Regions from separate parts of the Homo sapiens genome. Here all the other regions are linked to region 1. The links are chromatin contacts, found by Hi-C or POLR2A ChIA-PET in ENCODE. All regions are on one chromosome and are shown on one strand. Each heading gives the region's core, a stretch centred on a gene start or an enhancer-like site at or near the end of the contact. The rest is flanking DNA. Distances are from core to core; before and after follow the strand shown.

The links. Hi-C counts contacts between places; a loop is a spot of excess contacts on that map. ChIA-PET counts read pairs that join two places held with the same protein, here RNA polymerase II (POLR2A). Pooled maps may share reads with other maps.
Region 2: a pooled map shows a loop between it and region 1 (8-fold over the local background). The contact joins the promoter of NUDC here to the promoter of PDIK1L in region 1. A Hi-C loop is called at or near these places in 6 of 50 pooled maps. POLR2A ChIA-PET finds 5 or more read pairs at or near these places in 2 of 52 experiments (K562 and activated T-cell).
Region 3: a loop to region 1 is called in a pooled map, with 10 times the contacts of the local background. The contact joins the promoter of GPN2 here to the promoter of PDIK1L in region 1. A Hi-C loop is called at or near these places in 5 of 50 pooled maps. POLR2A ChIA-PET finds 5 or more read pairs at or near these places in 2 of 52 experiments (PC-9 and activated CD4-positive, alpha-beta T cell).
Region 4: a pooled map shows a loop between it and region 1 (6-fold over the local background). The contact joins the promoter of LDLRAP1 here to the promoter of PDIK1L in region 1. A Hi-C loop is called at or near these places in 3 of 37 single-sample maps with no recorded cell type and 8 of 50 pooled maps. POLR2A ChIA-PET finds 5 or more read pairs at or near these places in 2 of 52 experiments (WTC11 and activated naive CD4-positive, alpha-beta T cell).

The regions. Positions count from the first base shown.
Region 1 is chr1:26,107,710-26,113,105 of GRCh38, reverse strand. PDIK1L (PDLIM1 interacting kinase 1 like) reads right to left here and starts at 1,282. Exons shown (of 3, transcript NM_152835.5): 1 at 1,191-1,282. RefSeq lists enhancers at 519-628, 1,009-1,238 and silencers at 1,289-1,928, 1,989-2,268.
Region 2 is chr1:26,918,963-26,924,358 of GRCh38, reverse strand. NUDC (nuclear distribution C, dynein complex regulator) reads right to left here and starts at 2,616. Exons shown (of 9, transcript NM_006600.4): 1 at 2,430-2,616; 2 at 193-270. The coding sequence starts at 2,510. RefSeq lists enhancers at 1,808-2,349, 2,470-2,589 and a silencer at 2,720-2,869.
Region 3 is chr1:26,887,251-26,892,646 of GRCh38, reverse strand. GPN2 (GPN-loop GTPase 2) reads left to right here and starts at 2,364. Exons shown (of 5, transcript NM_018066.4): 1 at 2,364-2,961; 2 at 3,522-3,678. The coding sequence starts at 2,551. It overlaps GPATCH3 (G-patch domain containing 3), which reads left to right. Exons shown (of 7, transcript NM_022078.3): 6 at 109-236; 7 at 1,421-2,159. The coding sequence ends at 1,637. RefSeq lists enhancers at 2,021-2,290, 2,801-2,970, 2,326-3,203.
Region 4 is chr1:25,541,199-25,546,594 of GRCh38, reverse strand. It overlaps LDLRAP1 (low density lipoprotein receptor adaptor protein 1), which reads right to left and starts at 2,989. Exons shown (of 9, transcript NM_015627.3): 1 at 2,809-2,989. The coding sequence starts at 2,896. RefSeq lists silencers at 2,490-2,669, 2,700-3,159 and an enhancer at 3,260-3,319.

The sequences.
Region 1 (5,396 bases), core at 33-2,532:
CTTTTTCCTAGTCATAAGACAGCTGGAGTAAACAATATCTATTTAGTTCTAGGTCATTTTTGCCAACAAAGATCCTGCATATCAAGGGGCTCTCTGACAGAGTTCTTGGGAATTCAACTTACTGAACGGTTTAAAGGCGAGGGCAAAGGCCCTGCACAGAAATGCTCATGTGTTGAATGGAGAAAGTCTAAAGTGGGCTTCCTCAGCGCCCAAAGAATTTCTAGATTATAACCAACTTCATGAACGAATTCTCATTTGTAGATTGTGACCACGGGCTAGAAAAGTAACCTGAGATTGTACAATATTTATTCTGTACAGCTGGGGAAGCAAAAGGCTACTGACCCTAGAGCCTGAGAAGTTGGGATCCACTGCTTTAAGTCTACAGGATAGATTTAATAAAAAGAAATGACTTCTGAGATTGTGTTCAGTCCCACTTCCTCTAACTGGACACCCACCCTTCAAATCGCTACTGAATTTCCTAGTGTCTAATTTCCTGCCACAGAATCCTCTGCGCCGGCTGCACAGCAGACGAGCTTTCCTGCTCTACGGGGATCGCCAATCACATCCACTCAAGGTGGTTCGTGTCTCTGAAGCAGTGCCATGTCCTCTCCAGCCTGGTACAGTCCCCATGGGGAAGAGCACCTTCCTGAATAGGGAGGAGAGAGGTGTTTATGAAACCCGTGGGATCCCGGATCCAATGATGCATCCGATGCGAACCTAAGTGACTTTCGACCGAAAGTGGCGGGCCCTCGCTCCCGCTGCTCTAACCAGGCGCTGGGACGCGAGCCGGCCAGGCCAGACACCTGCCGGCGCCCGGGAAGGGCCAGTCGCGGCCAGAGGTGTTGCCCGACGCGGCGGCTCAGGCCGCGCTCATTGGCCAAGTGTCAGGCCCTCCCCCTCCTCGGCCGTGCTCAGATGAAGCCCGGAGGGGAGCCTCCTGAGCCCCTTCGCTCTGAGGAGCCAGCCCTGCAGTTGCCTCAACTCCTCGGGGCTGGGGGCTGAGGGCCGGGGGGAGGTGGCCCCGGTATGAGAGGAGGCCGCGACTGGGGTCGGTGGCCTGAGGAGCGCAGGGCCTTCCCCAGGATGACTCCGCTGACACGTCTGTGACAAGCCTCCCAGGGAGGGAGGCACATGCAGGGCCATCGGCTCTGCAGCAAGACCTCTCCGCCACGCCGAAAGGCCAGATTTACCTCAGGGTAGACGCTGCCGCTTCTCCCTCTCATGGGCTCTGCAGGCCGCCATTATCGGGCAGCTCGCGCCTCCGCTGCCGCCGCCTCCAGTCAGCAGCCGGCGCGCGCCCCCGTGGTGCGCGCGGACACACCCCCTTACGCCGACGGCCCCGCCCCCCTCCGGCTTTCCGTAGCGCGAGCCGGGACGTTCCGCGCCACCGACGAGGCGCGCGGCCGGCGCTCCGCTCGCCTCCTCCCTCTCTCGAGGATTTGCAGAGCCGGGAGTCGTCGGAGGTGTGCGCGCTCCGGAGCGCACCACTGGTGCTGCTCCCCGCAGGGGTGGCCGGGCTCGGGAACCGCGAGGCCACGCCACGCCGGGGCTCGGCCACCCTCCAGCCGCAGCGGGCGCTCAGGGCCCGCGGCCCCGGGGACCGTCTGCAGCGGCAGGTCCGGGCCTGGGGCTGCGCGCGCCCGGCCGCGGCCTCCCCTCCCTCTACCCGCCCCCTTCCGACCTACCGAGCTGCGGGCTGGGGTGCGGGGCTCGCTGGGGTGGAACGCCCGGTGCATCTTCCGCGCGGGTCTCGGGTGCCTGCGGGGCGCGGTGCTCTTTGGCGGGCCTGCGGGGAGGTGCGGCCCGACCAAGGAGGCCTGGCGTCCGCCCCGCCGGGAGGGAGACTGCAGCTTTTCTCCGAGTCACTGAGCCATGTTTGCGGGCGGTGCAGTTGCGGAGACGGCGGCGGCGGCGGCGGCGCGGGGCTGGGTGCGATCATCTGGGAGGATGCCGTCCCCTGCCCCGCCGGCGCGGTGGTATCTCCCTTAAAGAGGCCGGCGCCTCATTGTTCCCCGGCTGCGGCCGCAGGGAGCCAGGGCCACCTCCTCGGCGTGGGGAGTGAGGGCGCGGAGGCGCCTGCACCTGGCTGCGGTGCCCACGGCGCCCCCCCGCGAGGCTCCTGGTGGAGGGTTGGTCTGCAGTCGGCGCAGGGGAGAGGCCTTGGTCCGAGCCAGGATCCACCGCGCTCCTGCCGCTCTCGGGGCTGGACAGTCAATGGGGTCCCCGCCGCTGCTGCAGTCGCTCGGCTGCCACACGCTGTTAGTCAGATCCCGCACGCTGTTGGCCCCACAGCCAGCCCGGGGTCACTTAGGACCGCATTCCTCAGTCATCCAGTTGTTAGATCAGTAAGCATCCGCCAGAAAAGTCCATTCCTTCTTACTCGATTTATTCTGCACCCATTACTTCTCAGCAGGGTGATGATTCCTCCTCCCAGCGCTCGCTCTGTAAGGCACGATGTACAAAAAATCCCTGTCGCTGTGCTCAAAGATCAACTCATTTTATTTTCTGTCCTTTATGCCCCTTCTCCCGAGAGTCTGGCACTGGGTTAGGTCTTTATATAAATGATCTTGCTTAATCCTAACCAAACCCCACAAGAGTAGGTTTTATTATCCTGTTTTTACAGGTGAGGAAACACCTCTGCCTCTTCTCACTGAAGTGTCTGTTTTGGGATGTGTCTACCTTGAATACCCATTCCTGGTGTAACACACCCTCCCCTTAAAAAAAAAAAACAACAACGGTTCTGTAATCTGTTCAGATTTTTGTCCTGAGTGCCATCCAAGTGTCAAGTCTTCAGCTGTTTGCTGGAAACACTGGTGTCAGCCAAGACTTATTTCCCGCCCTCAAAAGTAGAGGGAAAATATAGAAGGCTCTGCGTAGACAGCTAACTACCTGTGTGGGTTATTGATCCCAATCAGGGGAGGGACCTCTCTCTCGATCAAAGTAGCGTTTTCATTTTGTCTCAGTCATTAAATATCATAGGAACCCTTGCTCTTAAGTCAGCTGCAGATGAGATTTGAAATCCACTCTCGCCCCCAGTTTAGGCTCACTGTTAAGTCTGTGAGGGGGGTTTAGATCTTGTGGGACCTGAAACTTAAATAATTTGGGGTGTCCTCCTGAGGAAAAATGTTATAAAATGGCCCTGTGAACACATATCTGGAACACTGGAAAGGGTCCCTATAAGTAAAGGACTCTGAAGCTTAAGATTCATTAGTTTCAGGGTAAATCTGCCTCCTGCTTATTATGTCATTTTTTTTAGCCTTTAGGCCTCCTGGAGGACTGAGAATTCCTAGGGGCAGGAACCTTGTCTGTGATTCATCTCTGCAGCCTCCTCAATCTGATATGGTATCAAAATACACCTAAGGCTAGCATTCTCATACATAGCTGGTGGGAAGACAAAGTGATATAACAGTTAACAAGGAAATTTGGCAATATATAGCAATATTATTTGATCCAGTAACCCTAGATCAAATACTAGATTTCGAGGAATCTATCCTAGTAATATACTGGCAAACACACACACACAAAACAACAAACCTGTATGTACAGGGCTGTTCATTATGGCATTAATGAATAGCAAAAGATTGGAAACTGCTCACATGTCTAATGATAAAGAACTGGTTGAATAAATTATAGTACATACACAGGATAAAGTACTATGCAGCCATGAAAAGCTATGTGGAAGAGGCCTGGCATGGTGGCTCACACCTGTAATCCTAGCACTTTGGGAGGCCGAGGTGGGCAGATCACTTGAGGTCAGGAGTTTGAGACCAGCCTGGCCAACATGGTGAAACCCTGTCTCTACTAAAAATACAAAAATTAGGCGGGTGTGGTGGCACTTGCCTGTAGTCCCAGGTACTTGGGAGGCTGAGGCAGGAGAATCTCTTGAACCTGGGAGGCGGAGGTTGCAGTGAGCCGAGGTCAAGCCACTGCACTCCAGCTTGGGCGACAGAGCAAGACTCTGTCTCAAAAAAAAAAAAAAAACAGAGCAAGACTCTATCTCAAAAAAAAAAAGATGTGGAAGATTTCTTATATATACTAATAAACATATACTAATATCAAGTGATCTGTTTATTATTAAGTGAAATAAGCAAAGTGCATACAGTGTTTATAGTATGCTATTACATGTGAGTAATGGAGAGATAAATATACATTAAGTACTTATATTTAAAAGGTAAACAATGGAAGAATAAATCCCAAACTTCTAAAAAAATAGTTGCCTATGTGGGTTGGAGGGGATAGAGATGGGAATGAGACTTCTATGAATATACCTTTTATATAGTACAATTTTGGACTCTTGTAAACATTTCACATATTTATAAGACAAAGTTCAATAAAATAAAGCACTCCATAAAAATTAAAAACAAATGGAAACGAACCATCTGTAATGTCAGATTGGTGGTGTAACACAGAGAAAATAATTTCAAATGGCTTCTTAAGTATTTTGATTTTTTTTCTTTTTTAAAGAGATGAGTTCAGGCCGGGTGCAGTGGCTCACGCCTGTAATCCCAGCGCTTTGGGAGACCGAGGCAGGTGGATCATGAGGTCAGGAGATCAAGACCATCCTGGCTAACACGGTGAAACCCCGTCTCTACTAAAAATACAAAAAAATTAGCTGGGCATGGTGGTGGGCGCCTGTAGTTCCAGCTACTGGAGAGGCTGAGGCAGGAGAATGGCGTGAACCTGGGAGGCAGAGCTTGCAGTGAGCTGAGATCGAGCCATTGCACTCCAGCCTGGGCGAGAGAGCGAGACTCTCCATCTCAAAAAAATAAAAAATAAAGAGATATCATTCTGTCGCCCAGGCTTGAGTGCAGTGGTGATCATAGTTCACTAACTTCCAACTCCTGGGCTCAAGGGATCCTCCCACCTCAGCCTCCTGAGGAGCTGGGACTATAGGCATAGCTAATTTTAAAAAAGTTTTTGTTGGCTGGGCGCGGTGGCTCACGCCTGTAATCCCAGCACTTTGGGAGGCCGAGGCGGGCGGATCACGAGGTCAGGAGATAAGACCATCCTGGCTAACACGGTGAAACCCTGTCTCTACTAAAAATATAAAAAATTAGCCGGGCGTGGTGACGGGCACCCGTAGGCCTAGCTACTCGGGAGGCTGAGGCAGAAGAATGGCGTGAACCTGGGAGGCAGAGCCTGCAGTGAGTTGAGATCACGCCACTGCACTCCAGCCTGGGCAACAGAGCGAGACCCTGTCTCAAAAAAAAAAAAAAAATTTTTTTTTGTAGAGACAGGGTCTCGCTGTGTCGCCCAGGCTGCTCGTAAACTCCTGGCATCAAGTGATCCTCGTTTGTCTCTCAAGGTGTTGGGATTACAGTCATGTAATCCTTGTTTGTACCTGTCTAATGGGATACAGTCTAAGGACAAATAAAACTGCATAGAAATACAATTGT
Region 2 (5,396 bases), core at 1,367-3,866, 810 kb before region 1:
GGGAAATAAGGTAGATAGAGGGCTGAGCAAGGAGTGGAGCTTGAAGAAATGACAGCTTCCTTCCCTTCCCCAATTCCTCACCTTTGGCATTTCGCTTCTGCTGAAAGTTACTATTATGCCAAAGAAAGGCCAGGTGAGCTTTTCTTCTGAAGAGACAGAGCCGCCCAAAGGACAGTGGTTTCCAACACTTACCTTCTCTGCCATCCCTTCTTCTCCTCCAATGAAAAAGTCTGTTTTGCGTCGAAGGAAGCTGAAGAAGGTGTTCACAAGCTGAAAGAGGGGGAGAAGATTAAAGTAGTAGAGCTGCATTTGGGAGCCCTTCAACTGCACACAAGTCAACTTGTTTTGTCTAGGAGGGAACTTGGGACTTGACTATTTTTCCTCTGAGCTTCCCAACTGAGGAGATTATCTCCCCAGCAGGTTCTCTTAGTCACTTCCACCATGAAGCAGATTTCTCATATCCTGTGTGTGTGTGCGCCTTTCACTTTCCTTGTGATGCTAGAAGCAGCCTAAGCGTATGGAACACTCCTCTGCATCCAGGGCATGAAAAGCCTGGGCCCAGCTTTCCTCTCCAGAAAGTAAAAAGCCCATCAAGACACTGGCTCACACCTATAATCCCAGTACTTCAGGAGGCTCAGGTGGGCGGGTCACTTGAGGTCAGGAGTTCAAGACCAGCCTGGCCAACATGGTGAAACCCCGTCTCTACTAAAAACACAAAAATTAGCTAGATTACAGGTGGTGGGCACCTGTAATCCCAGCTACTTGGGAGGCTGAGGCAGAGAATCACTTGAACCCGGGAAGCAGAGGTTGCAGTGAGCCAAGATCGTGCCACCGCACTCCAGCCTGGGTGAGAGACTCTTGTCTAAACAAAAAAAAAGACACTGGCTAAGTTACCGGGTCAAAGCAAGAAGGAGGAGAGCAAATGAAGCCACTTCAAAGGAGGATAAGATGGATTAATTCTGGCTGGAGTACAAGTGTAGCCAACGGTTTGAGTATCAGATGGACATATATTACCTTTTGACTTTGCAGAAGTTTCTTAACTCTGTACAACAGGAATAAGATGCAGTACCTATTTCTAGGGACCTGGTGAGGATCATGAGGTCAAGGAGGTGAGGCCTTTAGCAATGTATGGCACAGAGCAAGAGACCCACTGGCAGAGGGTAAACACCTTACAAATAGGAACCATGAACCATGGCTTAGTCTGTCTGCCACCTGCAATGCTGGGCACCAGATATGGCTAAAGGTACATAATCAGTAAAATTCTTGCTGAATGAAACAATCTAGTGGTGACTCAAGGTCAGCACACACAAACCCTTTATTTGCCCAAGAGTGGGTCTAAATCTGATTAAATCTGATGCTAGAACATATCTCAATGGTTTCCGTTCTTGCTTCTAGACAGTTTTTCAATTTGCTCAAAAATGAACTCGCTCCCAAATCCAGTTTTGTGCGAACAGTTTAGAGGAATGGAGACAGGAAGGCTTTTCACACTTGCAAATGAGAAACACTCTCCCCACCACAAAGGGCTTAGAAGTCCTTGGTCACCAGACACCTAGGTTACATAGGAATAGAAAGTTCAATGGAAACCTACCTCCAGTAAGACACAATCAGCCATGGACTCTGGGAAGCACACTGACCTGTCTAGGTGAGAACCATGTTGCATGATCTAGGCAAATCCTTGCCACTTCTCTGGCTCTGAGAATGAGAGTTCTGATCCTGACAGACTTTTCTACCGTTAACTTTGTGTTTGTTCCAAAAAAACCAACTCCAGAATCTGTAACAGTTGGCCCTTATTGTCGAGTGTGGGACACACATCAATCACACGACAAATACTTGTTGAATGAAAAAGCCTTATTACTGAGAACTTACGGTTCTTAACTACTCTCTGGAAACCGGTATTCGCAGCTGTCTCACAGATAAGGAAACTCAGGCTTGGAGAGATGTAAAGGTTCCAAGTTGGTAGGTGGTGGAAACTAATCGTGAACACAGGCCTCCTATTCCCCCATTCAAGGCCTAACAAGACCACGTGCTAACATCAGCCCGCTCCCCTACCACACACATTCGACGGCTCGCCCCAAGCCTTGGTGGATCCAAATCACGATATTTGCGACGGTTCTTACTAAGGGATGCTCCTTGGAAGCCGCCATCAAAGTGGAAACGGGGGTGGGGGCATATGTGAAACTAAAGGGGGATCCTAAGCTCAGGGATGCGATAATTTGCTACTACTGAGGGGCGCCGGGGGCCCGGGACTGATGCGAACCGGGTGAGACCTGCTGGCGGGTGGCCAGGCCGGAAGCTGGGCGCAGTGAGAATGTAGGGGCATCCCAGAAGCCCGCGAGCCGCTGGGGTGGGTCTCAGCCCTCGAAGGCAGAGAAGGGCGGAAGGAGCGTGGCCAAGGCCGCCGGGTGGGCCGACGCCGCGCGGGCCGTTACCTCCTGCACGCCGCCCTCGTGCTGCTGAGCCATGGCCAGCAACATGCCGTCGAACCGCTCCTCCTCCTGCTCTCCGCCCATCGCGCCGGCTCCGATCCACGTCCCGGAGCTCTGCACTCTAGTCCCGCGCTCTCTACGCTCCTGCGGGTCGCGCCGGGCCCAACGACTCTAGTCGTCCGCCTTCCGCAGCGGAGCCGGAAACACGCACGCGCGCGGCTGCCCAGGCCCGCCTCCACCTCCTCTCTTCCCGCCTTCCTCCCGGTTTGCGGCCATTGACCGTGCGGCAAGCAACCCGCTTCGCCGACCATTGGTCGACATTCGGAGCCAATCAACAAGCGCGTCCACGAAGCGGTAGGCGGAGCCGTGGGCCCGAGAGTTTGGCATGAGTTGCTATGGTCACCCGATGCCGTGGAGACTTCTAGAAAGCCCTGGACTCAAATCTGGCAGGGTTGGAAGTTAAAAAGGGACAAGTTTTGCCCCTCTCCCTTGCTAGCGACCCCCCCAGCTTGTAGAGCAGTGAAGCTGAAAGTAGCCTTACTCATCTCTTCCAATCCTAGAAGGGACTTACCACAGGACAGCCTCCTCCTCATCGACCTCACTGCGTACTTGACTAGGGCCAGCTTCATGGGAGTACAAATTGCAGTCGCACAGCACCCAGGCTTAGAAAGGCTCCACGCTTGATTTCATGGCCTTCTGTTATAGTCTTGAAATTCTTAATAATTTTGGAATAAGGAGACCCACATTTTCATTTTGCACTGGGCCCAGGAAATTATGACAGGTGCTGAAATTGACCTTCACTTCTGTTAATGCGGGGACAGGACCCAGCCATCCAAGCTAATCCCTCCACTTGTGCAATGAATCTCATCATCTTAGTCTTTTCAGGAACTCTATCCCTGTTAATTATCCCTTTTTTTAGCTTATGCATCACAAATATCTTTCTTCTTCCCTTCAATTTACAAACACGCTTTAATATCTTTTTGTTTGTTTTTAGAGATGGGGTTCTTGCATTGTCACCCAAGCTGGAGTGCAGTGGCACCATCTTGGCTTACGGCAGCCTTGAACTCCTGGACTCAAGCCATCTTCCCCACTTCAGCCTCCAGAGTAGCTGGGACTACAGGCTCACATCACCACGCCCTGCTGTTTTTTTTTTTTTGTTTTTTGTTTTTTGTTTTTTGGTAGAGATGGAGTCTGTGTTGCCCAGGCTAAGTCTCAAACCCTGGTCTCAAGCACTCCTCCTGCCTCAGCCTCTCAAAGTGCTGGGATTACAGGTGTGAGCCACCATGCCCAGCCCTGTTTTTATATTATTATTCCATGGCCCCACTTTCTTCTGCTGCTACCTCTCCAATTTTCAGCTCTCATTTGCAGCAAACTTGTTTGCTTGTTTTTCTACTCCCTCACCTCCCATCTCTCTACAGTATATTCTAGTCTATCTATTCTTCTTTTTTTTTTTAGACCAAGTCTCACTCTGTTGCCCAGGCTGGAGTGCAGTGACACGATCTCAGCTCACTGCAACCTCTGCCTCCCAGGTTTAAGTGATTCTCAGCCTCCCAAGTAGCTGGGATTACAGGCACCACTACGCCTAACTAATTTTTTTTTGTATTTTTAGTAGAGGGGTTTTCACCATGTTGGCCAGGCTCGTTTCAAACTCCTGACCTCAAGTGATCCACCTGCCTCGGCCTCGCAACGCGCTAGGATTACAGGCATGAGCCACTGCGCCCGGCCTGTTCTAGTCTATTTTTTAAAGGCTCTGATATGGTTACAGTGCTACATATTGCCAAAGCCAATGAACCACTATTATCTTACTCAACTTCTCAGGTGCATTTGACACAGTTGACGCCTTCTTCTTTCCTTTTTTCCTTTAGGTTTCTCTTTTGGTTGGAATTGCGTGTTCCCCACTTCAGACTAGAGACTTCTCCCTTTAGATTAGAGATTCCTGGAGTTGATCTGTGTCTTCTCCCTCAGACTGAGGGCTCTTGAGGGCAGGGCCTTGCACTTGCACGGGCCCATCCTAGGCACTGGGAGCAACCCCAGCAATGTCTTCATAGCGTCAAATACATATTTTTTTTTCTTTTAACATGCAAAAGCAAAATTCTAAAATTGCAATTGGTTAAGACTACTATTTCTTCCCACTCTATCTCACTTTCCCTTGAATCAGGTGATATCAGAGATGCCATGAGGATTTGGTGATCCAGCTAAGGTGAAGTTGAGTTGGAAATACACTCAGTTTGGATTGATTTGGTGGGATATAGCTGGGTGGCTGGCAGTCACTTTTGTGTATAGTTAAGTCATTGTGAGCTGTCCTGGTGTGTGGAAAGGGCTTCCAGGAATATTCCTACCATTTGCTGTACCTCATGACCCTTGCTGTACAGGATCAGAAGTCTTATCCCAATATAAATGATTCCCAGGACAACTGGAAGTATGTGAGCAGTGAAAGAAACAAGTTTATGTGTGGAACAAGAAGCAGATCCAGGCCGACTGCGGAGGCTCATGCCTGTAATCCCAACACTTGCAAAACATAGCAACACAGCAAAACCCTGTCTCTACAAAACAATTTAAAAATTAGCGGAGTTAAATAACGAGTTGATGGGTGCAGCACACCAACATGGCACATGTATACATATGTAACAAACCTGCACGTTGTGCACATGTACCCTAGAACTCAAAGTATAAAAAAAAAAATTAGCGGGGCATGGCAGTGGGAGCCTGTAATCCCAGCTACTCAGAAGGCTGAGATGGGAGAATCACTTGAGCCTGGGAGGTCAAGGCTGCAGTGAGCTGTGATCACGCCACTGCACTTCAGCGTGGGTGACAAAGCCAGACCCTGTCTCAAACAAAGGAAAAAAAAAAAAAGTAGCTGGATGTGGTATTTCATGCCTGTAATCCCAGCACTTTAGGAGGCCGAGGCAAGTGGATCACTTGAGGCCCAGAGTTCAAGAGCAGCCCGGCCAACATGGTGAAACACCATCT
Region 3 (5,396 bases), core at 1,115-3,614, 780 kb before region 1:
CATGGACCCCTCTCTTTTCCTTCTCTACTTTAATTCCTTCTCCCATCCCCATTCTCCCTGCTCCCAGCAGGAGCCCCATTTCTTGAGTCTTGTCCCTTCACTCTGCAGGGCATTGGGCGGAAGGTGATGGAGCGGCAGGGCTGGGCTGAGGGCCAGGGCCTGGGCTGCAGGTGCTCAGGGGTGCCTGAGGCCCTGGATAGTGATGGCCAACACCCCAGATGCAAGCGTGGATTGGGGTAAGTGTGACTGAGGGACTTCCCTGGGGGCCCAAGCCTTTCAGCTATGCCCTGGTTTCCCTCTTCCCACTGGTTTTGGCATGGCTGCTGGGTACTCGTGCGGGATGAAATTCAAAACAGTTAAGAGGAAAAAGTGGATCTGGGCCAGGCACGGTGGCTCAAGCCTGTAATCCTAGCGCTTTGGGAGGCTGAAGTGGTAGGATTCCTTGAGCCCAGTTTGAAACCAGCCGGGCAACATATGAGACTGTCTCTGTTAGAAAAATAAAAAGTCCGGGCGTGGTAGCTCACGCCTGTAATCCCAACACTTTGGGAGGCCCAGGTGGGCAGATCATTTGAGGTCAGGAGTTAGAGACCAGCCTGGCCAACATGGTGAAATCCCCGTCTCTACTAAAAATACAAAAATTAGCCGGGCGCAGTGGCTCATGCCTGTAATCCTAGCACTTTGGGAGGCTGAGGCGGGTGGATCACGAGGTCAGGAGTTTCAGACCAGCCTGATCAAGATGGTGAAACCCTGTGTCTACTAAAAATACAAAAAATTAGCTGGGCACGGTAGTGGGTGCCTGTAATCCCAGCTACTCAGGAGGCTGAGGCAGGAAAATCGCTTGAACCCAGGAGGCAGAGGTTGCAGTGAGCCAAGATGGCGCCACTGCACTCTAGCCTGGGTGACAGAGCAAGACTCTGTCACAAAAAAAAAAAATTAGCTGGGCATGGTGGCATGCGCCTGTAGTCCCAGCTACTCTGGAGGCTGAGGCAGGAGAATCGCTTGAACCCAGGAGGTGGAGGTTGCAGTGAGCCGAGATCACGCCATTACAATCCAGCCTGGGTGACATAGTGAGACCCCATCTCAGAAATAAATAAATAAATAAAGTAAATCTGACTTTTTTTTTTTTTTTAAAGAGTAAGCCCTAAGGCTTAACAAGATCATTCATACCCTTTGTTGGAGGAGTTTGGACTTGATGGTTACTATTAGGAAGTCTGTAGTGACAGAATGAAAATTTTATATGAGGCCCCTTCTTGCTGGCACTGTCAATGGATAGATAAGAGGGCTGGAGAACAAAGACCCAGATTTAAAGCCTCTGTCTTTGGACAAACCAGATATGTAGTAACTACTTCCCCGTCCTCTCCCAACCCCTTTAACTGGAGTTTGAGAGCAGCCTTCTCACTGAGAGCCCGTTTTTATCCAGGTACCATGGAGAGAAGCTACAGCCATTTGGGCAACTGAAGAGGCCCCGTAGAAATGGCTTGGGGCTCATCTCCACCATCTATGATGAGCCTCTACCCCAAGACCAGACGGAGTCACTGCTCCGCCGCCAGCCACCCACCAGCATGAAGTTTCGGACAGACATGGCCTTTGTGAGGGGTTCCAGTTGTGCTTCAGACAGCCCCTCATTGCCTGACTGACCGGGTTGGGGGCTTCCTTTCATAGCTACATGATGAAAACCCTCTGCCCTGGCCTCATCTACCACTGAAGCAGAAAGGAGTCTGGGAGCAGCAGTCTTCGTGGCTGGTTCAGGGTGTTTTGTTCCGAGCCTGCCTGCCTGCCGGTTCTATACCTCAGGGGCATTTTTACAAAAAGCCCCCTCCCGTCCCCTCCCCTTGGATATTAGGGGTAACGACCGCTTGTCTTTGGTCTCTAACCCTAATCTCTGGGCTTGCCCTTTGCCTCCTGCAGAACTTTGAAAAGCTGGGTTGAGTGAGGCTATCAGCACAGCCTTCCTTGGGGACTCTGAAGGTGTCCCCACGAAGGCCAGAAAGGGGGAAAGGGACCTGGGCGAGGAGAGGATTTGTGGTGCTTGGAAGAGCCGGCCTTGGGTGGGCCCTCCACCGCCTCTACCCTCACTGGGTGGGACTGCCAGCGGAGAGTCCGCGGGAGGTGGCTTGGGTGTGCGACGTCACGGAAGAATAAAGACGTTTACTACTGGAGCTCCCTTACTTTTCTAATTCGAGTCTGAAGGTTAGAGAAATTCCGAGAGCGATTTTCCCGCAAAGACCCCACATTCGACCCACTACCCGCGAGAGAAATGCGGCTGCGCCGCCCGCCCCTCGGCGTCTAGCTTCGTCCCCGCCGTGAGGGCGGGACTTCCTCTCGTTGGCTCGCCGTTTCCGACGCTGTCCGGAAGTCGAGTTAGTCTAGTTAGTATCGGCCTGTTATCTCCTTTTGCGCGACACGGTCTCAGCTGTTCCGCCTGAGGCGAGTGACGCTGGCCGCCAACGAGGTATACGTACTGGGACCCTCGCCCTCAGTCTCGTCTCCGGCGCGGCTACCTGCCCCGTTTTCCCTGTGAGTTGACCTGCTCCGGGCCGCGGGCCGCCAATGGCAGGGGCCGCTCCGACCACGGCCTTCGGGCAGGCGGTGATCGGCCCGCCGGGCTCAGGGAAGACCACGTACTGCCTGGGCATGAGTGAGTTCCTGCGCGCGCTGGGCCGGCGCGTGGCGGTGGTGAACCTGGACCCGGCCAACGAGGGGCTGCCGTACGAGTGTGCCGTGGACGTGGGCGAGCTGGTGGGGCTGGGCGACGTGATGGACGCGCTGCGCCTGGGGCCCAACGGCGGCCTGCTCTACTGCATGGAGTACCTGGAAGCCAACCTGGACTGGCTGCGTGCCAAGCTCGACCCCCTCCGCGGCCACTACTTCCTCTTCGACTGCCCAGGCCAGGTGGAGCTCTGCACGCATCACGGCGCCTTGCGCAGCATCTTCTCCCAAATGGCGCAGTGGGACCTCAGGGTGCGTCTCAGGGCGGGGAGGCCCATTTTGCGGATGGAGTAACTGAGACAGGGAGGACAGACGCCACGCCCCCATGTCACACAGGGAGGTAGGGGCTGGGTCGCTTTGGAGTAAAACAGGCATGAGTTCAGAATCTGGCTCTGCTACTGACTGGCTGTGTGGTGTTGATAAGTCAGTTCATCACTCTGAACCTCAGTTTCCTCACGTGTAAAATGTGTTAGTAGCCAACTTGGCGATTTTGGAAGTATGGAAGGGGTTAATGTCGAAAGTGGCATGGAGATTGTTGTAAATTGGTGGGCAAAAGTAAATGAAAGAGTGGAGTCAGATGCCATGGGATTTAAACCCCTTGCCCACTGGGAGGCTCAGTGCAAGACCTCTTGTAAGAAAAAAAAAATGACTCCTATTTCCTGGGAGAAGGAAACCAGGGTGGTTATTAGAAAGAAACAGAGGCAGGAGACTAATGGGGAAAGCTTCCCCTCTGTCCTCAAGCCCTCATTCTCATGAGGGAATGCTGATCCCTGTTTCTCCAGGCCACTCTCACCCTGTCTATTCCCTCCCAGCTGACTGCCGTCCACCTCGTGGATTCTCACTACTGCACAGACCCTGCCAAGTTCATTTCAGTACTGTGTACCTCCCTGGCCACCATGCTGCACGTGGAACTGCCCCACATCAACCTCCTTTCCAAGATGGACCTCATTGAGCATTATGGGAAGCTGGGTAAGAGCTTCTGTTCCAGGCGAAGAGCAGGGCAGCAGCTGGGCTAGAATGAAGCAGACATCTCAGCTGAAGGTAGCTGCCTCTGGTGCCTTGCGTGGTCTGGTGATAGTAGCCACAGGCAGGTTCTAACTCCTGCCCATTTATTTTGTGCCACTCTGTGCTAGTTACCGTTGTAGATTTTGGAGACAAGAGAGCTACAGATGGTGTTAGGTGTTACAAAGGAATTAAAGTGATACGACAGTGAATATTTGGGAGTGAAGTGAGTGAGCTTTGGAGTAAAACAGGCATGAGTTTAAATTCTGGATCTGCCACTGAATCATCGTGTGGTCTGGGTAAGTCAGTTCATCTCTCTGGACCTCAGTTTCTCACTTCTGCTCTGAAGCAGTGGCATCTGAGCTGAGACATGAATGGTGAGAAGGAGCCAGCCAAGGGAGGACTGTTCTATGCAGAGGCACTAGTAGGAATAAAGGCCTTGTCTTAGTCAGTTTGTGCTGCCATCACAAAAATACCATAGACCAGATGGCTTAGCCAATAAATATTTATTTCTCACAGTTCTGGAGGCTGGTAAGTCCAAGATCAAGACACAAGCCGATCTGGTGTCTGGTGAGAGTCTGCTTCCTGGCTCCTAGACAGCCTCCTTCTGTCCTCACAGAAGGAGGCTATATTCTCACCTGGCACAGAGACAGAGAAGGGGTGGGAGGCCAGGGACAAAATAGGGAAGATTGAGGTAGAAGCAGGCTGGTATGAGGCAGGGGAGTTGGCTAGAGTCCCAGTGGCCAGCTTTTTTTTCTTGATAAATTAGTACTCTCGGCTGGGCGTGGTGGCTCACGCCTGTAATCCCAGCACTTTGGGAGGCCGAGGTGGGCAGATCACCTGAGGTCAGGAGTTCGAGACCAGCTTGACCAACATGGAGAAACCACATCTCTACTAAAAATACAAAAAAGTAGCCAGGCATGGTGGTGCATGCCTGTAATCCCAGCTACTCGGGAGGCTGAGGCAGGAGAATCGCTTGAACCTGGAAGGCGGAGGTTGTAGTGAGCCGAGATCTCGCCATTGCACTCCAGCCTGGGCAATAAGAGTGAAACTCCGTCTCAAAAAAAAAAAATTAGGCCAGGCGCAGTGGCTCACGCCTGTAATCCCAGCACTTTGGGAGGCCGAGGCAGGTGGATCACGAGGTCAGGAGCTTGAGAACATCCTGGCTAACACTGTGAAACTCCGTCTCTACTAAAAATACAAAAAATTAGCTGGGCATGGTGGCGGGCACCTGTAGTCCCAGCTACTCAGGAGGCTGAGGCAGGAGAATGGCGTGAACCCAGGAGAGGGAGTTTGCAGTGAGCCGAGATCATGCCAGTGCACTCCAGCCTGGGCGACAGAGCAAGACTCTGTCTCAAAAAAAAAAAAAAATTAGTACTCTCCTGAACTGGGGACATTGTTCCCTAAATAGCATCTCTAGCAACAAAGGAACCTAGAGAAGACAGATAAAATGACCAGCACATGAGCAATAGGGAGGTTGTTGGGAAAGGGAGGTGTCGGGACCTTGTCCAGGGAGGCCAGTTAGCTTCTAGTCTGGACATGGAGTGATGTAGAGTCCTCAGCTTACTTTAGGATAGAGCTGCCAGGGAGCCCAGATACTTAAGTTTTCTGGGCAGAAACAGGCCACTAGGGGGAAGTCCAACTTACTTCTTTTAGTGAGAAATGATTTATAAAACTGAATCAGG
Region 4 (5,396 bases), core at 1,740-4,239, 570 kb after region 1:
GGGCCAAGGTGAGCCCCTCTTCCAGGCAGCTGGAAGGAAAATGCCTGGCCAGGGACTGAGATAAAATATTGATGTCTCCCCAGGGGATAGGAAAAGCCATGTGTGGGAGAGGAAGAGAGCCCTCTTTCAAGGTCAGGACAACCAGGAATCCACTGCAGGCATGAAGCTGGGTGGAAAGAAGCCTGGGGTGCTGGCTTTGCTGTGTGACCTCAGGCAAGGTGCTGCCCTTCTCTGGGCTTCTTTCTCCACAAATAAGCAATGCTCATGCTAATCCTAGTGAGGACCTTGAGGAGGAGGAGCAGGTCACAACTGAGAGCAGGGTTCGAGTCTAACTTTAACTCCACTGGCTTCAGTTTGGCCTCAAAACTCAACCACAGGGACCAGGTCCAAGGCCAGGCTGGGTCACAACCCTGAGCAAGGTGACCCTAGCACCCCCACCCCCACATACCCCATGGCCCCTGCTCTAACCTGTGGCCACTGCTGTCAGAGGCTGCCAGCCCAGCGTGGGGTAGGTGGGGCCTGCTCCCAGCTCCTCCCATGGCAGAGTTCACCAAGCACACTGGTAAGACCCCTGCGCTAGGAATGTGGAGCTCTGCCTCTTAGATGCTCTGTGTCTGGAGCCAATGACTCCAATGCTCAGAGTCTCAGTTCCTTTGTCTCTAAAATGGGTCTGCTCTGTCACCTCACAGGAGTCAATGAGAGAATGGAAGCAAAAACAGGTTGTAAAACAGTTACAAAAGCAGCAGTTACCATTTACCAAACTCCTCCTCTATGCCAGGCAAACGCAATTCCACTTGATCCCCACAAACAGCTGGAGGCAGGTACTACTGTTATTTGCAATTTACAGGTGAGGAAATTGAGACTTCATCACGAGGGACAGGTGGGGCTCGGCCTGCCCTCCTTCAGATCCAGAGGCTCCAGGACAGCACTTTGGGCTTACCAGGGCCTGGAGGAGGGGGAGAGGTGCTCCTCTCCTTTCCTCCAAAGGTGCAGACAGGCTCGGGGCCCCCAAAACCCATCTCACCACAGTACTAATCATGCTGGCAGCGTCCCAAGGATAGGCAGGGGGAAGAGGAGCAGGGGAGAAGAAAGCCACCAGTTAGGAGGGAGCATTATTACCAATAATCTCCTTGATACTCCTGCCAGGTAAGAGTTTTTATCCCCATGTTGCAGATGAGGAAACCGAGGATCAGAAAGGACAAGTGACTTGCTCAAGATTGAAGATGGCAAGAGAAATTCTCTTCCACATCCAAAGCGGCTACCTCTTCCACGTCCCCAGATTCAGAGATATTTCTTTCTAGCCTCCCTTCCCTTGCCAGCCCCCCTTCCTTCAAAACCACTTCCCTGGGGGCTGCCCCACCACCCTCCCTCCCTCATTCCTGGAGAAAACCCGCAGGATTCTCCCACTGGAACAGATGGCCATCTCAGAAGTCCTGGTCAAATCTTGCCAGTTTTTAAAGGGTCTATTTTGGGATGCAATCAGTGTGATAAACGGTACATCCCCTGGCCTAGTGGCCCAGCCCTAATGGGTCTCTGACCCCACCCCCCACCAGCAGGCACCACCCCACATTCCCAATGCCAATGCCAGTCTCAGCTGGGAGGCGGCCACAGCTGAACAACAGAGTGGGGCCAGAGGAGGAGGGAGGCGGGCCCTCTAGGCCCAGACACGCTGGCACTCCTTGGACCAGGGAGCTCGGGCTCCCCTGGCAGAGCCCTGTAAGGCCAAGAGGGGATGGGATGAGGGGGTGCTGTACTGTCAGTTGTTTCCTGATGAGGGGAGAAGCTGTGGCCCGAAGTAGGTGGCAGGGAGGTGGGAGTGTGCAGCAGTCCTGGGCTCTGGCTCCAAAACCAGCAGGAAGGTGTGTGTGACCCCAGGCAAGCCACTCTCTTCTCCCTCCCAAACAACGAGACCTGCGCTAGGCTGGGTCTTCTGGCTTCAGGGGAAGGTGCCAGGTGACAAGTTCCCTGAGCGTAATCAGAGACTGGGGGAGAGAAAGGGGGGGAGGCCCCTCCCAGCCTCCCAGACGCCCCAGGGAGAGGTGGCGGCGAGTCTGTCGTTTGCCTGGGCACCCAAGGGACTCTGGAAGCCCGAGGGGAAAGGTGCGAGAGAAAACAGGTTTCAAAAATAGTCGGGACGCCAGGCTTGCCACCTGGACCCGGCTAGAGGAAGGGACGTAAGGGTCTAGATCGCCTGATGTGGGGCTCTCCCGAGGCACCCCAGGCGGGGCCTCGTTCCCAATTTCAAGTACGTACCTGCGACCCCGGGCTCACACCTGGATGGGTGTCTGGGCACCCGGAGTCAAAAGTTGGCCCGGTGGGTCGGGCAGGGGGCGGGAGAACGGGCCAGTGGGCTCCTGACCGCCGCAGCTGCTGGCTGGGGCGCAGGGGTGCGGGACGGGGGCGTCTTCCCAAGCCCCTGCGCCCTCTCCTCCTCCCCTAGGCACCGACGACGAGCGCCTGCCTCCCCCTAGCTGGCCAGGACAGCAGGGCGGGAGGTGCCGCGGGTGGCGGGGGCCTCTTCTCCCAACCTGCACCCCACCCCATGCCGGCTGCACCTGAGGACCCCGAGCTCGGGCTCCTTCCTCAGCGCTGCCCCTCCTCGCAGCGGCATCGAGCGGCCGGCGAGTAGGTGCACAACTTGACCCCGGCCGACCCCCTGCCCCGCAGGGCCGGGAAAGGGCCACGCCGGGACCGGAGCGCCGGTGAGGCCCCGCCTCTGCCCAACTTGGCCGCACTCCGGGCGCCCGCGGAGGCCCCGCGCGCCTCTGCCCGATCCCGGCCCGGCCCGGCTGACGCGCGCACACTCACTGCGGTGCCGGCCACCGCCCCCCCAGCTCTGCTTGGCCAAGCTGGGGCTCCGGATCAGCGCCCGCCCCGCCGACTTGAGCGCGTCCATGGCCCGCTCCGGCCGCCGCCGCCGCTGCCGCAGCCAAAACTCCGTCAGGAAAAACTTTCCGCCCGGCCCTGCGGCGCGCGGGCTGCGCGCTCCTCCCCTCCCAGCGCCAGCTCCGCCGCGGCGTCCGACGGGGCGGGGCGAGAGAGGACAGGCCCCGCCCCCAGACGGGCCGCGCCCCCGACGGCCGGTCTCGCCCCGCCCGGTCCCTGTCCAGGCTCCAGGTCCAGGCACCAAGAGTTTCCGAGGCCGCCCGAAGGCGCCAGAAGATAGCAAATCGCAAGCCCTAGACGCCCCCGCTTTCCTCCTTTTCCCCAATCCCCACCCCGTAGGGGCCTGAGGGCCTGAGAGCAGCGGCCTAGGATTTCCAGTGACCATTTTACAGATGGGGAGACTGAGGGCTCCTCCAGTGGTGAAAGATCTTGTTCAGGGACAAAAGCAATGCGATGTCCAGGGCAGTGGGAGACTTAGGAAATAGTGGAGGCTGTAAGCCAGGGATATCCAAACTTTTGGCTTCCTTAGGCCACATTGGAAGAAGAAGTGTCTTGGGCCACACATGAAATACACTAACACTAACGACAGCTGATGAGCTGAAATATATATATATACACACACACTCATGTTTTTTGTTTTTCTGTATTGTTTTTTTTCCCCTGAGACAGAGTTTCACTCTGTTGCCCAGGTTGGAGTGCAGTGGTGCGATCTCGGGTCACTGCAACCTCTACCTCCCGGGTTCAAGCTATTCTCATGCCTCAGCCTCCCGAGTAGCTGGGATTACAGGCATGCACCACCATGCCTGGCTAATTTTTGTATTATTAATAGAGATGGAGTTTTACCATGTTGGCCAGGCTGGTCTCGAACTCCTGACCTCAAGTGATCTGCCCGCCTCAGCCTCCCAAAGTGCTGGGATGGCTGTGAGCCACCACACCCTGCCCAAAAAAATCTCATAATGTTTTAAGAACCTTTACCAATTTGTGTTGGGCTCCATTCAAAGCCGTCCTGGACCTCACATGGCCAGTGGGCCACAGGTTGGACAAGCTTGCAGTATAGACCCTTGTTAGGCGCAGGGTCGGTATATAAAAATTTGCCTTTAGCAAGTCCAGCCAGGCACTTTACTCATCCTCGTAGCTCCCAGGCTGCTCCCTGGCACCACCTGAGCATGCTGGGCCACCCCATGCCCCCGCAACTTCCCAGGTAGCCTCACAGATGGTATGATCTGGAACGTGCCCCTGACACTGACTTGCTGTGTGACCTCAGGCAAGTACTTCCCCTCTCTGAGTCTTGTTTATCTGTGAATGAGAGTCAATGCTATCTCTAGTGATCCTTCCAACCTGCCAGGGTCAAGAATCTGCATGACCTTGACCCTGACCCCAAGCTGCTTCCTAGGAGCATTCGGAGGGCAGTCTGAACCCCAGAATTGCTCAGGCACAGATGTTCTAACTCCAGGATTGGAAGGATTTGTTCTAACTCTCTAGGATGCCATGCCTTCCTTTCAAACTGTGCCAAAAGGAGCCAGAGGGAGGACACACACATCCAAGCCACAGCCTGGCTTCTTTTAGAAGGGGGTGCCTCAGGCAAGGCCAACTTCAACCTCTGTAATTACTCCTGGCTCAGAAGCCAGCAGTCCTCTCTGTGTCGGGAGAAAGATAGTGCTGTGCTGTCCCCAGCTGGATAGGGCGGCCTCACTGACATTCCCCTGTTTATAAACCAAGTGCTTTGTTAGCCAGTCTGTCCTTGGCTTCCCCAGCAACACTGCTTAGGTGGACCCACTTTACAGATGACAGCCCTAGGTCAGGGAGGGAAGCATTCACTGATAGTCTCCGAGAGTCAGAGACTGGGATCAGACTCAGGCCCATAGGCAATGGGGTAGAGTATAATGCCAGGGGTTAGAACCCAGCTGTCCTTCTGGTGGTTGTGAACTCACCCTTCTGAGCCTCATCTGTAAAAGGGACAACTATATCTATTTCACAGGGCTGTCCTTAAGGACTAAATAACAGGAGTTGGAATGGCTGAATCCTGTTCTTGAGAACCCACCTTTAAAGTTGCCTCCTCCAGGAAGGCTTCCCTGACTACCACCCATGGATTAAGTTTCTCTTTGTGGGCGCCCACAGTCCTGAACTTTCAGGATTGCAAGCACTACTGCTGCCTGTTTATACTCCTCTCATCTCCATTAGACTTTGTACCCTCCAAAAGCAGGAAGTTTTTCTGATTCATTTCTGAATCCCAAATGCCTAGTAAGGGGTCCAAATGGAGTTGGAACACAGTCAGTGTTCCTGTCCTTCCTCCCTCCTTTCCTCCCCTTCTCCCTTTCTCCAGCTTTTCACCAAACCAGGCTGCCTTCTGCAAAAGGGCTGTGGCAATAGGTAGATGGGTCCACAGGGCTGAGTGCCCCCAGCTCACTTATCCCAAGCCAGCTAGATTCTGGAATAGTAGAGAGAGCATTCTGAAGCAGGGAGGAAAAGTGATCACCCAGGGCAGACTGGCCAAGGGCAGCTGGTGGTGT